2 separate regions of the Homo sapiens genome follow, and region 2 is linked to region 1. Evidence: chromatin contacts called from ENCODE Hi-C or POLR2A ChIA-PET data. All regions are on one chromosome and are shown on one strand. Each heading gives the region's core, a stretch centred on a gene start or an enhancer-like site at or near the end of the contact. The rest is flanking DNA. Distances are from core to core; before and after follow the strand shown. Region 1 has its middle 65 kb from the start of TRI-TAT2-1. Region 2 overlaps LOC105374570 (a long non-coding RNA gene).

What was found. A loop is a pair of places that touch in the nucleus more often than their neighbours do. ChIA-PET counts read pairs that join two places held with the same protein, here RNA polymerase II (POLR2A). Pooled maps may share reads with other maps.
Region 2: a map of heart right ventricle shows a loop between it and region 1 (28-fold over the local background). The contact joins two enhancer-like sites. A Hi-C loop is called at or near these places in 1 of 168 maps with a recorded cell type or tissue (heart right ventricle) and 2 of 50 pooled maps. POLR2A ChIA-PET finds 5 or more read pairs at or near these places in 1 of 52 experiments (PC-9).

What each region holds. Positions count from the first base shown.
Region 1 is chr2:42,873,916-42,877,959 of GRCh38, reverse strand. No RefSeq gene overlaps it. Among named protein-coding and RNA genes, the nearest start is that of TRI-TAT2-1, 65 kb to the right of the region's middle. Within about 2 kb of position 2,284, at least 18 of the 41 ENCODE cell types and tissues checked have a DNase peak (open chromatin) inside an H3K27ac peak, as active enhancers do; they include heart right ventricle, where a contact is called at or near this core.
Region 2 is chr2:43,131,468-43,135,484 of GRCh38, reverse strand. LOC105374570 (a long non-coding RNA gene) reads right to left here. Exons shown (of 3, transcript XR_940018.3): 3 at 3,111-4,017. Among named protein-coding and RNA genes, the nearest start is that of LINC02580, 31 kb to the right of the region's middle. RefSeq lists enhancers at 1,107-1,176, 688-1,449, 1,617-1,666, 1,450-2,213 and a silencer at 3,772-3,821. Within about 2 kb of position 1,349, at least 20 of the 41 ENCODE cell types and tissues checked have a DNase peak (open chromatin) inside an H3K27ac peak, as active enhancers do; they include heart right ventricle, where a contact is called at or near this core.

The DNA.
Region 1 (4,044 bases), core at 1,035-3,534:
TGAAATCACTAAGTCATACTCCCTTGCAAATATAGGTGTTCAATAAACAGGTGTTAAATTAATTTTTTTTTAATTTTAAAAGGCAAGGCAGACAGATTACCATTGGCCAAATAAAAGCCTCTAGGTTGGTAGTATTAGGTGGCCACGGGATCTTCTGAGGAATGTTCCTAGAGAGTGTGACACTTGGGGTTAAGTCACATGATCTCACTGTGCCTGGTTTTCTTTCCAAGATCCTGTCAGTAGCTCAGGAGCATATGTTTGTATGGTGTGTGTGTGTGTGTGTGTATGTAAATACAACAAAGAGAGGCTTTAAGCAGAGCTATCCAACAGAAATAAGATGCCAGCCATAGGCCGGGTGCCGTGACTTACACCTGTAATCCCAGCTCTTTGGGAGGCCAAGGTGGGCAGATCACTTGAGGTCAGGAGTTCAAGACCAGCCTGGGCAACATGGCGAAACCCCATCTCTACAAAAAATACAAAAATTAGCCGAGTGTTGTGGTGCATGCCTGTAGTCCCAGCTACTCAGGAAGCTGAGGTGGGAGGATCCCTTGAGCCCAGGAGGTGGAGGTTGCAGTGAGCCGTGATCATGCCACTGCACTCCGGCCTAGGTGACAGAGCCAGATCCTGTCTCAAAAAAAGAAAAAAAAAATGCAAGTCATATATATAATTTTACATTTTCTAGTAGCTGCATTTAAAAAAGGAAAAAGAAACATGTAACACTAACTTTAGTAATGGATTTTACTTCATTATGTAAGAAATATTATTTCAACATGCAATGAATGTGAAAAATTAATGAAAGCTGGGTGCAGTGGCTCTCGCCTGTAATCCCAACACTCTGGGAGGCCAAGGTGGGTGGATCACCTGAGGTCAGGAGTTCAAGACCAGCCTGGCCAACATGGTCAAACCCTGTCTCTACTAAAAAAAAATACAAAAATATTAGCCAGGCATGGTGGTGCACACATGTAGTCTCAGCTACTCGGGAGGCTGAGGCAGGAGAATCACTTAAACCCAAGGAGGCAGAGGTTGCAGGGAGCCGAGATCACACCACTGCACTCCAGCCTGGACGACAGAGTGAGACTCTATCCCTGCCCCCCTCCCCTCCAAAAATTAATGAGATCCTTTACATTTCTTTTTTTGTACTAAGCCTTCAAAGTTCAGTATGTACTCTACATGAACAACATGTCTCAACTCGGACTAGCCACATTTCAAGTGCTCAAGAGACATAAGTGGCAAGTGGCCACACTGCATTGCACAGCACAGCTCTGGAGAGGCTCTGGCCTTGTGCGGTCAGGCTGACCCTGGAAATGAGGCTTTACAACTCTCCATATGGTGTGCCTCCCAGACGCTGGAGAGCCCAAATACTAAGGCCTCGCCTAGCAGAGAACTATGAAAGTCCCTAAGTAGCATGCAAGCTAATAAATGCTGCATAAACACAAACTGTTATGTGTTACGATCCAGGGAGCGCAGGAGATGGTTTTAATCTGCGGCAAAATCGGCATGTGTTTGTACTTTCCTATTTACAGTAGGCCTACGAGGAGGCTTGTAAAGAGCTTGAAGAGCGCCAAGTAGACCAGCACTCAATGCAGCTGTTCTGTGTTCCCAATTACTCCAGACCCCCGGGTTACAAGCAAGCGCAGATGAAACCCAGAATGTTTTCACAACCGGGAAGCACTGTCTCTAAACCATGAGGAGAAATCAAGTGAAGAACCAGGTTGGGAAATTGTTGCCAGTTGTGGTATATGGGAGCCAAGGATGGGGCTGGGACCCCAGAAGGAAGTCCTGAGTCCTGCCCTGAATCCTCTGGGGTCTGTGTCTAGGCCTGGAGGTGCCCCATGAGAGAGAAGCTGCAGAAACTCAGGCCTGGCCAGCAGAATAAGAGTGGTCCACTGGAGGCTGGGCCAGCTTCCTGGCATGCGACCTGGGCAGTCACACAAGGCCACTCACTTAAAAGGGGCTATGCTCAGAAGGATCCTGCACTTGAGTTGATGCCCTGGTGTCGCCGTCTTGAAACTCTTAATACTTTTTGAACCATGGGCTCACATTTTCATTTTGACTGGGCCCCACAAATTATGGAGCAGGACCTGAGTGGAGGTCACTGTAAGCAACAACAAGCCCTTTCTGTCTCAGGCCTTCTCCTGAGCTTTCTCCCGTGAGAGAAGCTGAGCAGCCCAAGGTTGGCCTTCCAGGGACCAGTACAGTCCTCTGTCCCCTTCAGTGGTGCAAGGAGAGACCATCCGGAGGAAAGACCGGAGCTGGCCCAACACGGAACTCAGGAGCTGGCCCTGGAGAACGGCACCAGGATGTTGTGTGTTTTCCGAAGTTTCAATCACAATGGTCTCTTTTCATTTAAAGGAAAATACTGCAACCATTTCCTAGCAAAGGTTAAGTCCTTACACTTATTTAAAAAAAAAAAAAAAGTTTTTTATCCTGCCAAGGAATGTGCTTTTTCGAGCTGGCTTCCAGTCCTTCCTGCGGCCAAAGTTCCCTCCCTCCGCTCACAGGGAGAGCCCTGAGGTCCTAGGAGAGTAGCGAGCGGCCCAGCAGCCACTGCTCACAAAGCGGCGCCGGGAGGAGGAGGGAGCTGGCACCTGGTGGCTGTCCCCTGATCTACCCCTAACCAGGCAACCAGGACAGGGGCTCCCTGATGGCAGAAATCCACAGAACCCCCCCGCCCCCCGGCAAAGCCCATTTCAGGCAAGGACCTCCACCTCCTCCCCAGCCATGCGTGCTTTGCCCAAAGGCCACAGACCTGGCCATGAGCTCCCACCTGACGGTTCCCGTCTACCTTTCAGGAAGCAGAGAATCCATTTAATCCCTGGCCTAGACTGGGAATGAGAGTATGCACACAGCACCCGGTGCTCATGGGAGAAGGCCTGAGCAACTAGAAAAGGAGGTGCCTATGCAAGCCCCCACTCCACGCCTCCCCTCCTGTCTGCTCTGCCCAGCACCTGGGGGCCCTGTCTCTAAGACCTGCCCTCCACTCTTGCACTACAGCCTAGGCCTTCATTCCTCATGAATATCACTCCAGCAGTTCTTGCCTCTCCCTTTGGCATCAGTTCTCCCCTCTTTATTGGATTATTCTCGTCGGCAACAAGCATATCCTCCCATCCTTAAAAAAAGTAATAATTGAAAAAAAATGCTCCTGATCATTCCCCCCTCCCTTCCCCCTGAGAGCACACTTTCCAGAAAGAGTTGTCTATATTTGCTGTTTTCAGTCATCCTTCTGTTAGTTCTCTCTTTTTTTTCAATGTACTCTTAATGAATTTCACAAAGTGGCTGCGCCATGTGACCAACACTCAGCTGAAGAAATGAAGCATGAGCAGTATCAGAACCCCTTGGATGCCCCTTTGCTGTCACCACCCCTTCCTCCTTCCCAGATGTAACCTCCACCCTGATCTTTAACACTATATTAGTTTTGTCTGTTTTTGAACATTATATAAATGGAATCATATAGTATGTACTTTTTGGGTTTAGTTTCTTCTCTCAATATTGTTTGTGAGTTTCATCCATGTTATTTGGTGTGTCATATTTATTAATTATCATTGCTGAATAGTAGACTATAGTATTGTCAGAGGCATTTGAACCAGAGCAACTCCATCTTGAATAGCTGGGTAAAATGAGGCTGAGACCTACTGGGCTGCAATCCCAAATGGTTAGGTGTTCTAAGTCATGGGATGAAACAGGAGGTCTGCACAAGATACAGGTCATAAAGACCTTGTTGATAAAATAGGTTGCAGTAAAGAAGCTGGAACCCACCAAAATGAAGATAGACACAAGAGTGACCGCTGGTCATCCATCCTCACTGCTACACGCCCACCAGTGCCATGACAGGTTACAAATGCCATGGCAACTTCAGGAAGTTACCCTATATGGCCTAAAAAGGGGAGGCATGAATAATCCACCCCTTGTTTAGCATATAATCAAGAAAGAATTATAAAATTGGGCAATCAGCAGCCTTCGGGGCTGCTCTGTCTATGGAGTAGCCATTGTTTTATTCCTTTACTTTCCTAATAAACTTGCTCTCACTTTACTCTGTGGACTCGC
Region 2 (4,017 bases), core at 100-2,599, 260 kb before region 1:
GAGGCCAGCCTGGGCAACATAGTAAGACCCGTCCCTACAAAAAAGAAAACGAAAATTAGCCGGGCTTGGTGGTCCCAGCTACTCAGGAGGTTGAGGTAGGAGGTTCACTTGAGCCCAAGAGTTTGAGGCTGCAGTGAGCTGTGATCCTGCCACTGCACTCTAGCCTGGGTCACAGAGGGATACCCTATCTCAAAAAAAAAAAAAAGACAGAAAGAAAGGAATGTATTTATTCTGTCTATTGTGCCTCCCCAACAAAATGTGGGCCCCAAGAGGGCAGGAATCTTTTTTTTTTTTTTTTTTTTTTTTTGAGATGGAGTTTCGCTTTTGTCACCCAGGCTGGAGTGCAATGGCACGATCTCGGCTCACTGCAACCTCTGCGTCACAGGTTCAAGCAATTCTCCTGCCTCAGCCTCCTGAGTAGCTGGGATTACAGACAGATGCCATGACGCCCAGCTAATTTTTGTATTTTTAGTAGAGACGGGGTTTCACCATGTTGGCCAAGCTGGTCTCGAACTCCTGACCTCAGGTGATCCACCCGCCTCGGTCTCCCAATGTTCTGGGATTACAGGCGTGAGCCACCACGCCCGGCCGAGGGCAGGAATCTTTACTTTTCTCGCTGATGTCTCCCAAGTGCCCAGAACTTGCCAGGCCATTTTAGGTGCTCCATAGACATTTATTTAGATTGTCGCTGGCACTGGAGCTGAGAGCAGAGAGAAGCTTGAGGGAAGAAGGGGGGTCCTCAAAGCCATGGCTACCCCTCAGAGGGGAGGCAGGGGCAGGGGAAGGAGCGGGGCCGGGCGGCCACCGGATCTCTGGACCCCTCCACCCCACTTGCCCTCCTCCCTCGGGGGTGGGGGGGCATGTCTGCCCTGCACACGCATGTTGGCACACACCTGCGTACCCTGCATAGGTGGCCCCACCTCCCACCTAGTCCAGATGCATGCGCGGCTGACGTGGCTGTGGTTTTGAGGCCCCAGAGGTACAGATTAGAGTCAGGGCGTCTGTCCTTTTCGGCTGCAGGAGCAGGGTGGGATGGGGACAGGCACTCCCTGCAAGCAAGCACCCAGAGGCCCTTTCTCCCTGACCTCTTGCACACACATGTGGACAGACAGGTGGTCCCCCAGGCTGGCTGTCCTTAGACCTCAGGCCCAGGAGCTGTGCACCTATCTATACTAGGCCTTGTTGCAGGGGAAGAGGGGCGGCAGAGGAAGTGGCTGCGGGCGCCCTTCCTAGCGTCTGAACTTCCACCTTTAGTGTTTGTGCCCGACACATGGGCGCCCAGCTTTGTTTGTCAGTTCTTTCCTTTGAGGGAAGCGTTATTTCTTTTGCCTTCTCATGTCAAAACCACATCCCTGCGGGAGGGTTTCACATTCAGCCCTTAGTGGTGTTGAGCTTGTCTGCCCAGGCCTCCCTCACGCGCACACCATGTGGCCAGTCCTGGGGAGCATGCCGGTCCCCTGCTCAGAAACCTGCTGCTGCCCAGGGCCTACCAGGTCCAGCCCCGCACTCAGACCCAGTGCTCGAGGCCCTGCCCTGCCGCCTTCCCTACCCCAGGCATCCTGCTTTGCGGGCAGATGTGTGGCCTTGAGCCAGGTGTCCAGGTTCAATGCCAGCACTGTATGACTGGCAAGTCACTTAGCCTCTTTGTGCCCAGGTTCTCTTCCTCGCAGAACTATTGTGAGAGTTAAGTAGGTTCACATATGCAAAGTGCTTAGCACAGCACCTACTGTGCAGGTAAGGTGTCAATTAATATTAGCTGCCATGATGATCATTTCCTGCCTCAAAGTCAGGAGGGCCTGAGAAATGGCTTTGTCAGGGCTTTGCAGCCCAGCTCTGGCCTCCCAGACTGAGCCAGCTGCTTCCAGGTCACCTGGGAGCTTGTTGGAGACTCAGAGTCCCAAGCCGCTCTAGGGGTTGTGACACAGCAGCTGTGGGCTGGGCTGGGGTGGTGGGGCTGGGGGCCTCACACCTGGGCCTGCAGGCATCTGTGGGACAGGAATCCCCTGCAAGGCCCTTCCCCAGCCTCAGGCTGGTCCACCCACCCGAGTCTTTCCAATTCTGCTTCTCCAGATCCCCTGTGCCTTGCAAGGTTCCTGTCCTGCAGGAAGTAGGCCCACAAACCCTGCCGCCGACACCCCACAACCCCTCCTTCCTGGAGCCTCAGTTTCCTCAAGTATGAAAGGGGATAAAAAATGCCCACATCTCAGGATTAACATCAAGCAAGGTCTTAGATGAAAAGCACCTGGCCCATGGCAGCCGAGAAGGCTAGTTATTATTACTGCTATTGGTGTTATTGCCCGCACCCTGCACCTGCTGAGCACCTGCATGTTCCTCTGGGTTCCCGGCAGGGTCTAAATGCCTAAACTCACATCAGGTGTTAGGGAAGTTGTGTTGACCAGGGTGGACTCTGATTAACCTTCCACCTCCTTGCCTTGGGCTCTTGGAGCTGAGAGGGAGCACCATGGCTGGAGTCTGAGTGTGGCTGGCCCTCACTCAAAACAGCCTGAGTGAAGGAGGAAGGAAGAGAGGTTGAACTGAGTGGCTTGGGCCCCAAAGGATGTTGAAAGCTAGGCCGCGGAGTGACAGTTCTTGGGGGCCCCACTGTAGCTCCCTGCCCGCCCCACCGGCTGCTGTCAGTGGGAAGTGCACAGGCCCGGGGTGGGTAGAGGTAGGGTCCCAGCCTGGGCCAGCTCCCCGGGCCCTGCCACTGCAGACCTGGGCAGCCACCAGAGCTTTGCGTCTTGGGGTCAGCATTGCCTTCTCCAGGCTCCTCCAGTGGAAGCCGCCTCCTCACCGCACCCCCAGGCCCCACCTCGCCCCACCTCACCCCACCTCGCCCCACCTCACCCCACCTCGCCCCACCTCACCCCACCTCGCCCCACCTCACCTAGGCGCAGCCCCAGAAAATATCTATGAAGCACTCACTTCATAGATAGCACCTGTGCCAGGTGGTTTCAGTTCCACAACCTCATTTAATCCTCCACAATTCCCTGACATTTTATAGGAAAGAAAACTGGCTCAGAGAGGCTGAGTAACCTGCTCAAGATGACACAGCTTGTGGGTGGCTGAGTTGGCCTTCCAACCCAGATTCCTGTCATGTTCCTCAAGCCGACAGGTGGGTGAATTTGTGCTGGAAGAGACTATGCGACTAGGCCTCTTGTTTGTTGGGGGAAGAAATAGACACCCTGCACTGGGAATTGAGCGCCCCAGGCCATGCCGCAGGCTCCTGGCAGAACCAGGACGGGTTATAGAAACTTCTTTTGGCATTGGGTGCCAATGGGAGGGGCTCTGCCGGGAAGGCTTCCTCCTTTGCTGCCTCCAGGTCTCCCCTCAGAGGCCACCTCCCCACAGAGAAGCCTTTCTGGCAGTCCTAGCTGAAGTAGGGCACTATCACCCTCTATCCTGGGCTGGCTTTAGTTTTCTTTGTAGCACTTATTGTCACTTGCAGTTTTATGTATCCAATTATTTATTTATTGGTTCTCCCCCATGCTAGAATATGAACTCCATGAGCTCCAGGAGGGTCTGTCTTGTTCCCTTGCCTAGAATAGTACCTTGCACAAACGCCACAATTTTTTTGTGGAATGAATGAATGAGAGTGTCAGGTGATAAAGAAGCAAGCATACATGGGGGAAAGTTTGGTGTGATAATTCTGGTGGAGGAGGGAACTGAGAAGTAATTTACAAAAGGGAAGGGGCAGGGCCACTGTGGACAGCCATAGCATCTGGCACGAAGACTGCCAAGTGAATGGTGCCCCCTGCAGTTGGACAGTTCTCAACTTGGACAACAGTCCATGGTGCCCTTAAGGGTGGGAAGGGACCATCCCCTCAGCAGGGACTGAGGGAGAAGGGAGCCATGAATGGGGCAGGTCTGCAGGTGCCCTCAGCGGGAGGAACAGGCTGTTCCCTCTGTAAGGACGCCACGTGGTTGCGGTTAGCAGTTTGCCATCCGGTGTTGTCTCCACAGACAGTTGTCCAACCAGGGAGGGGGCTACTGCTCTGCTGTGAGCAATCGCTAGTA